2 separate regions of the Homo sapiens genome follow, and region 2 is linked to region 1. The links are chromatin contacts, found by Hi-C or POLR2A ChIA-PET in ENCODE. All regions are on one chromosome and are shown on one strand. The core of a region is the stretch at or near the end of the contact, and the rest is flanking DNA. Distances in the headings are between cores, read along the strand shown. Region 1 holds the start of LINC02029 (long intergenic non-protein coding RNA 2029). Region 2 has its middle 44 kb from the start of TIPARP.

Region 1 (4,147 bases), core at 1,078-3,577:
CTTTTTCCGAACAAATAAAAATAAAAATTATTTTTTTTGTAGGTATGGCAGCACGCGCCCATAGTCCCAGTTGCTCAGGAGCCCAGGAGTTCAAGGCTGCAGTGAACCATGATTGTGCCACTGCACTCCAGCCTGGGCGACAGAGCAAGACTCCAGCTCAAAAAAAAAAAAAAAAAAAAAAAAAAAGAACCACAACATACCAAGTGAAGCCATATGGAGCTTCATGCAAGAAGATCAACATGCACCAGGTTCAAGGGAGATGCTAGCAGTTACAGCTCACAGGCTACCTCAGGTTTCTCTCTTTCATGTGCTTCTGGCCTTACCCAGTAACAGCAACTCTGAACACTATCCAAGCAAAACGTCATATGCTTTGAAGATGCACTAGTATTTCAACAGGCTGAACGTTTTCCAGAACAAAATCTTTACCAAAGCTGCTAACAAGCAGTCAGATAGACTGCCCTGTGAGTGTTCTCCTCCAACAATGAACCAGCAGAAAGGTCAGCAGCCGGAAACAGAAAGAGGAGAAGGGTCCTAAATAAACACAGTTTAATCAACCGTGAAGAAACCTAAAAGTTGCCCGAAAGTGCTTTGTTAATGGGAGAAGCAAGGCCCCTGCCCTCAGAGAAAGGCAAGGAAGGTTGAAGGTCACTTCAGCTGACCAGAGGATGCCATGGCGGCAGCGACATTCCCCGGTGGGAATCTCAATGGAAGACGCAAACGCAGAAGAGAAGGAAGGGAGAGGAGAAGCCAAAGGTGGACCTTTTCCAAGGACCTGGCAAGCAAATGTTCCCTAGAAAGAAGATGAAAATTTAGGTCAATAAGAAGGAAAGACACTGTTTTTAGAACCATTATGACGACTTCAGAGTTGGTTCTCCTTCAGGCTTTTGTCCATCAAGTCTGTCATGTCTGATTCCAGACTCCTCAGGATATTTGAAAAAAACTAATTTATTTGAATTACATCAATGTCCTTTACTTGCATCTAAAAAATCAAAGTCAAGCTATGCTGATATGTGAGAGAGAATTGAGATGAATGAGGGCTGACTCCCAGTCTCTGCCCCTGTAATTACTTTCTTTGTAAGCCTGAATACCCAATCAGATGGACGCCTTCTGAACACATTTTTTCATATTTATGAAATACCTTTGAACAATGAAATCTGGAAACTCTGGCAACATCTGTGTCCAAATATATCCAAGTGTGTTTATGTTTTTAATTGAAGATCAAACAATTTTAGATGAACTCATCTATGGTATCATAGAAACTGCATATTTTTAGGTAATTCTTGAGAGCATTTTGCAAACTATTAAAGTAACTTGATATCATGCTATATCTTTAAAAGATATTTCTCAGCTGTGAATACTATTGGAATGAAATCGGGACTTTTCAAAAAAGTCTGCAGCATGAAAAGGTTTGCATATGAATTCTGATTCCATTAGAAAACCATTTCTTTTAGGACTGTTTTATCATTCTCTATTGGTTCATGTAATATGATTGGTTTGTTCTTATTCTAATTAAAGATGCAATTTATTAAAGAGTCTTTAACTTCACTAAGGCAAAGTTTAAAAAGCTTCTAATCAGATATTCTTGGTAGGCAGGAGAACTATAACCTTCAAACTCTCTGATGTTGTATGAAGCAGCTCTCATCTCTACACAAAGATTTTCACTTCTGTGATCTGGCCTGGTAAAACATTTATTCCTTTATACTCAGTCCTAGTTTGTTTTAGATCTGGGCCTCTGGGCCCATTAATTTGTATAGGATGATAATTTGTATAGGAAGACAGGTGTGCTGTTTTTCTTCAATCCTTGAGGATATTAGGAAAAACTTTAACCAATTAAGGGATCCCATCACCTGACGTTTCTTTGGGGAAAATGACTTTTGAAGGCATGTGGGGATTGTCAAGGAAATAATTTTCCCTTTAAATTACATGTTTGTACGTAAGAGGAATGCTGAGCAGGATATCAAGAGGCAGTGGTCACTCATGGCACTATTTTCAAAGTTAGTTAAACAAGGAAACCAACTCACATTTCCCCAGTTTAGCTTTTCATTTTTAAAACTTGCTGAATTCAGGTACATCTCGATTGCTCGTGGTAATAAAGGAGACATTAGGCGTGGATAACAAGACCGCAAATGGTGAGTAAAGCAAGACACCAGGTATCATTTCTTTCCTGTTTATTAACATTCACTCCAGGCTGTATACTTTGGTTACCATGGTCGCGTGGTGTCTGATGTCACAGGCCAAACCATATAAAATCACAGAGGCCACAACAGGCAGGAGGAGCGGCCTGGCTTTGTCTGAGTCAGGCAGCCCAGCGTGTGGGATGCCAGGCTGGATGTGCTGGGCCTGACCAGCCGCCCGCTTTCCTCTTCTCTTGCCTCTGCCTGCCCCCTGGTGGACAGCTGGGGTAAAGCATGGGAGTGCGCCTTTGGGGTCTCAGTGGGGCTGAAATACGACTCCTCCCCTAGGACAGCCTGCCTTCCCCAGCCTTGTTCTCCGGCAAAGTCAATTTCCTGGAGAATCGAGGCTCTGCCTCAGATGTTCGGAGCCTCCGCAGGATGAACACCTCCATTTCAATTCCAGGGGCTTTGATCAACCTGTGCCTCCCTTGATCCCCAACTTGTGGGCACCTTCCCTTGAGCAGTGCCCCCACGAGGTACACCTTTCCCGGGAAACAAAAATCATTCCTTCTTTGGGTCCTGCAAGCTGTAAAGAACCAATACAGCACTGTGCTACTGAACATGTTGCCACTATAGAAGCCCCTTGTGTTTTGAAGAGTACATCTCTATAGCCATTCGTTTATTCATCAGAAACCAGCTAGAAGCCAGGCCCTGTGCTGGGCGCTGGAGACATGGAAGAAACTGGGCTGAGGCTCCCGCCTTGAAGAGCTTGTGGCCCAGGGAAGGGACAGTTCATCTGTCATTGATTGCCACGTGACAGTGTCTATGATGCTAAAAAGATGCCAGTGCTGTGCTGCAGGAGCAAAGGCCGTGGAGGAAGAGGCTTTGGCTTTGTTGCGAGTCCTTGCCAGAGCCAGGCAAAGCCAGTCACCGCTTTGTTCAGATGACTCAGGTAAATAAATGAGGCCGCACAGGCTGTCCTGACACCACACACCTCTAGAATACCCTGGCTGTGCTGGGAGCTATTGGTGTCAGCTGAGTATTTTCATCCCTGTCCAAGTCACAATGATCTGACTGTACCAGCCTGTGTGGATGTTGCTAAGAGGAGGCAGACAGCACCATGAGCTCCCTTAGATGACGATCGGCATGATGTTCCTGCTGTGGCAGCGCTCAGCTCTTGCCAATGCTCTTCTCTGCTTTGCTCACTTTAAGCCTCCCTTAATTTTTTTGAAGCCCAGTTTCCACATTGCTGATTCACAGATATGCAAGACTCAGGCAGGAAAAAAAAAAGGTAATTATTTCAAATGACTCAGGCGCCCTCCTTGACTCTGGGATCTCTGTACAGACTTGCACTTTAAAAGCTGAGGGTAATGATGTTGTCATTTGTATAGGAAAGGCTGGAAGAAAAACACATTAGTGTTCTTCCAAACTCTTGACTTTTGGAAAAAATTAGCATAGAGAGGATGGATGCTCAGCCATGGCCTGACATCGAATGCCTAATGCAGAGGTGAAGACACCTGCACAGTCCCATGCACTGGCGAGCTTCCTGGGGACAAGGGCAGTGCCTTGATCACCTCTCTTCCTCGTGCAGTAAATGTTTGTTGGATGAATGGTTGTCAACTCTAGTCCTGTCAGTCCTCCCTGAGCCCTGAAACAGAAATTAGGAAATAATAACAATTAGCAGGTCCTATACTCCTAGATTTAAGATTTTTGAACAAATAAGGGAAAATTATTTGCCTGCTACAAAACTGCTAAGAGAGATGACAATGAAGGAAGGGTGGGAATCATCTAAGGGAAAGAAGAGGGGAATCAATTGCTCCACCAGTGGCTTGCTGAAAAGCTTTCCACACTTGTAGAAAAAAATCCCCCACCGCCAAGAGTAGAGGCCCCAGCAAGGGCAGTCACAGCAATGGTGGCCGTCAGGTGCCCTATGCAGCAGAGTGGAGCCATGGGCAGCAAGTAGATCATGCTGGGATAAAGGCTGTGGGGGCTGTGCTAGGGATGGCAGTAACACATGGAGACTCTCAGTAAGG
Region 2 (4,147 bases), core at 524-3,023, 450 kb before region 1:
ATCTGAGGAGCTTCAAAAACTACTGATGCCTGTGTCCCACCCCCAGAGATTCTGATTTAAGTGTCTGGAGTATGTACTAAAGTGGAGATTTTTTAAAAAGATTCTCAAGTGCTTCAAAAGTGCATCAAGTTCAGAAACCACTATCTGAACCTGCTGCAGCCTATTACCCACTTCTCCTTCTGTTTGCTAATAGAACCTTGATAATAGTCCCAGATAAGAAATCATGACTGGCCTAAAACTGTGGTTTCCAGTTCTGCTACCATTAGAATCACCTGGAGAGCTTTGACTATACGGAAGCCTGGACTCCACCAACAAATTAAATCAGAACATCTGGGGGTGGGACCAGGAAACGGTATCTTTAAAAATGCTCTCCAAATGTTTTTAATGCACCACCAGGGTTGAGAGCCATTGGTGGAGGTCAGTGACTCTCAAAGTGTTTTTTAAAGTCCGGAAGCATCCGCATCAACTGAGATATTTAAATAATACAAATTCTTAGGTCCAAACCCAGGCCTACTGAATCAGCATCTCTGGGGGGTGGAGCCCAGCAATCAGTGTTTTAACAAGCCCTCCAGGGGATTTCAATGCTTGCTAGAGTTTGAGTAGCACTAGTCTAAGTCCATTATGATAAGCCTGTTCCCTGATTTCCCAGCCTTCCTTCAACAACAGGTGGCTGTGTGACCCAGTTCAAGCCAATGCCACCCAGCAGAGTTCTACTGAGAAAACGTGGTTTCTGGGAAAATTTTTGCTTTCTTGGTACAAGGGAACACACATCATGCACTTCTGCTTCTTCTTTCCTTACAGTCTTGGGGGTAGGTAGTCCCTGAAGCCTCAGCTGCCATTTTGGGATCATGAGCAAAACACACTTGTGGAAAGTCCAAGAAAATCACAGCGATGCTGCCCAATACTAGCAGTAACCTACCCTCAGACTTCTAGTTATAAGAAAAACCCTACTTGTTTAAGCCATTGTTAGTAGAAATTTATGTTGCTTGCAGCTGAACAAAATCTTTATACAGAGTCAAATTTCCAAGTACCTTTTACATGGAGAAAACTCAGAGCTGAACCCAATACTTTTACATGGAGCTAGTAACACTAAATTTCAGGGAAGGTCATCTTCTAATTGTGATATTCTAAACACTTCATCAGTAGATCTTAAACCTGGCTGCCTATCAGGATTACCTGAGGAAGCTTATCTTAAATGATTCATGGACCTCACCCCAGATATACTGAATTTGAATCTCTCAAATTGGGACTGGGAGACTCTGTAACTTAACAAGGCGATTAGTATGCCCTCAGCTGACCCCAGTCCACAGCATGGCTGAGACTAGGGTGAGGCAAGTAAAAAGCCCAGGGTGCAAAATTTAAGGAGGCACTCACTCTCAGGGTTGTGCAAGCATAGGGTCAACAGTTGCATGTCCAGAGAGTAGATGCCTTCTTTAATTTTGTGTCCTAGGCACCTCATTTGGCCTCTTCCTAGCCTCTACCCTGATTCAGATAAGGTAGATGTAACAGGTGGTGCCAGTCATTTGTCATGACATGGTGGTAACCCCAGCCAAATATTCCTTTACAAAAATTCACTGATTGTTCCAACTGAATTATTTTTTTAGTGGTGGTTCCTGCATCATAAAGACATAGCCTATACTCTATAAATAATGATAATATATAGTTTATTTTCAATTTGGGTTATGCATCTAGGTGTCAAATGACAACAATTTCCTTCTGAGCTGAAAAATAACTACAGCACTGATTGTCTCAGTCCCTGTTCACCCACATAAAAACAGGAATGTGATCCTGAGAGAGAAGAATTTAATTGGGTGAGTCAATAGGTGTCAGGTATCAGCATGTTGGTGGCAGAATCCAGGGCTGCAGTCCTCATGTAGCTACTAAATAATCAAGTATTGGTTACTTGAATTAAAAGTGGAAACTAGTAGGTGTTGGTAAAAATGTGTTGAGCTTGGCTACTCCTGTTTTCCAAAAGCATTTTAGGACACATATATGCTGCAGTATCCCAGAAATAGAAGTGTGGGTAACTTAACCCAAAGTTGTGGTTCCTGTGTCCAGCCTGTGTTGGATGGTGTGTCAGCACAATGAATGCTGAAGAATCTCTGTGGACTGTCATTCTAGAGCCTCCTAAGAATGCCTCACTAGGGTTGGCAGAGAGGTAGGGGTGCTGGCCAGGCAGACGAAGGGAAGTCCACACACGGCTTTGGTTGAAGCAGTGCCAAAGGCCAGGATAAAAGCTGTAGACCTGTTTAACTCCAGATTTTAGGGCTCTCGCTTTTGATTTTATAGATGTAGTACTGATGGGAACAGCTGGTGGTATGTAGCGGGAGGACAGCCTGAACAAAGTGAAATATACGAGGTTCCTCTCATCATCCCTCCCTACTTCTGCAGAGGTGGCATTAGAGCACCTTTCATCTTAATGTGACTGGTGAATACCCCAGCATCAGGCAGATATTTCACATGTGCTTGCCAAAAATAATAACCACTCTTTTCTGCCCGATGGATGCTAGACACTCTGATTCCTCAATCTGTGATTGTCCCTCAGGTCTATGGCAGCAGGAATAGATGTCCTGCATCTTACCATGGAGAGGGAATTAGTTACAGTTCTACTGGTGAATCAGGAATTGAGTAACTCTCCTGGAGGCAGCTTCTCTACCTCCTTTCCTGACAGTCATTAAAGCAGGCAAGGCGGCACTCAGCAGCAACTGACAAGCTGGAACTGAATTAAATCAACACCTGAATGGTCAGAGGGTTTAGAAGGAGCCAAAAATGTGTTTTCCAGCCAGGATGATTGAGAACCCACACCTGGTGCCAGAGTACAACACACAGGTGCCTGCCAGGGCACCCAGGCAGATATGCTATGCTCCTGGTATAGGGTGGGTGGAGGGGGCTCTGCCTGCAATGTCACACTCCTTTAAACACAGGTCGGGTGTTGCTACAAGATGCATCTTGAGGTATGAAGAGAAGAAATGACACAATGCCTGGGGCTTGTTTTAACATACTTCAATTTAAGAACTTCAGCAAAGAAAAATAATAAAGGGGGCCAGATAAAGCAAATGTAGCAAAATTGTGATCATTATTGAATCTGGATGTTGGATAAATAAGGATTTTCTATTAGGGTAAACAGGATTATTCTTGCCCCAATAAGACAAAAAGGAATAGAATAATTTTATGGCAAATAGGATTATTCTAATTGTTCTTACTTTGTGTACCTGAACACTTTCATAATTAAAAGTCTGTTTAAAAATTCCAATCAATCATTATAAAGCTTGTAAACCTCACATTAAGTTGATGTATGCCTTTGAATACTACTCATTTCTTTCAGGTGACAGCAAGCAATAGGGAGCCAGAACCGCATGGAATTTGGTTTGAAATGTCCTCCTCACCCAGCCCCATCCACCACCACCTACTTGGGCTCAGAACCCTTATTTTTTAGTGAAAAGATGGCAGGACTGAGGCTTATGAAATCTGAACATGAGTTCTTGTTCGTTCATTAACAGTGAGACCTGCAACAACTCACTTGCCTGCTTGGAAGCCTCCTTTCTTCCTCTGTAAAATGGGGATGATCCTTTAATACCAGCTTTGCAGGTTACTGGAGAATCACATGAAATAATGTACACTGTGAAGTGTGAAGGCAGTGTTGGTTGTTATTAACACCAGCAGCCTGACCTTGAACCAGGCAACCAAATGCTCTGTCTCAGAGCCCTCATCTATGAGATGAGTGAGGGGATTACATCATGGTACACAGGCTCTGTGAGAACCACGTAGGAGGCATGTTAAAATTCAGATTCCGGGCCTGCCGTGGTTTAGATATTTGACCCTCCAAACATCTTGTTGAAATTCAACCCCTAATATTAGAGGTAGGGCCTAACGGGAGGTGTCTGGGTCATGGGGGCCGATCCTTCATGAATGGCTTGGTGCCAGTTGTTGAGGTAATGAGTGAATTCTTGCTCTATCAGTTACCATGACACTTGATTGCTTCCTCTCTGGCTATGTGACCTCTGTATACACCAGGTCCTCTTCCCCTTCTACCAAGAGCTTGTCCCATGGTGAGCTGAAGCCCTCACCAGAAGCAGATGCTGGTACCATGCTTCTTGTACAGCCTGCAGAACCGTGAGCCAAATAAACTTCTCTTCTTTATAAATTG

Evidence for each region. Hi-C counts contacts between places; a loop is a spot of excess contacts on that map. ChIA-PET counts read pairs that join two places held with the same protein, here RNA polymerase II (POLR2A). Pooled maps may share reads with other maps.
Region 2: a map of PC-9 shows a loop between it and region 1 (7-fold over the local background). The contact joins the enhancer-like site here to the promoter of LINC02029 in region 1. A Hi-C loop is called at or near these places in 4 of 168 maps with a recorded cell type or tissue (A673, PC-9, chondrocyte and 1 more) and 6 of 50 pooled maps. POLR2A ChIA-PET finds 5 or more read pairs at or near these places in 5 of 52 experiments (A673, AG04449, Caco-2 and 2 more).

What each region holds. Positions count from the first base shown.
Region 1 is chr3:157,079,514-157,083,660 of GRCh38, forward strand. It overlaps LINC02029 (long intergenic non-protein coding RNA 2029), which reads left to right and starts at 2,328. Exons shown (of 3, transcript NR_135546.1): 1 at 2,328-3,405. It overlaps LINC00880 (long intergenic non-protein coding RNA 880), which reads right to left. Exons shown (of 4, transcript NR_034007.1): 4 at 2,154-3,762.
Region 2 is chr3:156,628,803-156,632,949 of GRCh38, forward strand. No RefSeq gene overlaps it. Among named protein-coding and RNA genes, the nearest start is that of TIPARP, 44 kb to the right of the region's middle. Within about 2 kb of position 1,774, at least 5 of the 41 ENCODE cell types and tissues checked have a DNase peak (open chromatin) inside an H3K27ac peak, as active enhancers do; they include PC-9, where a contact is called at or near this core.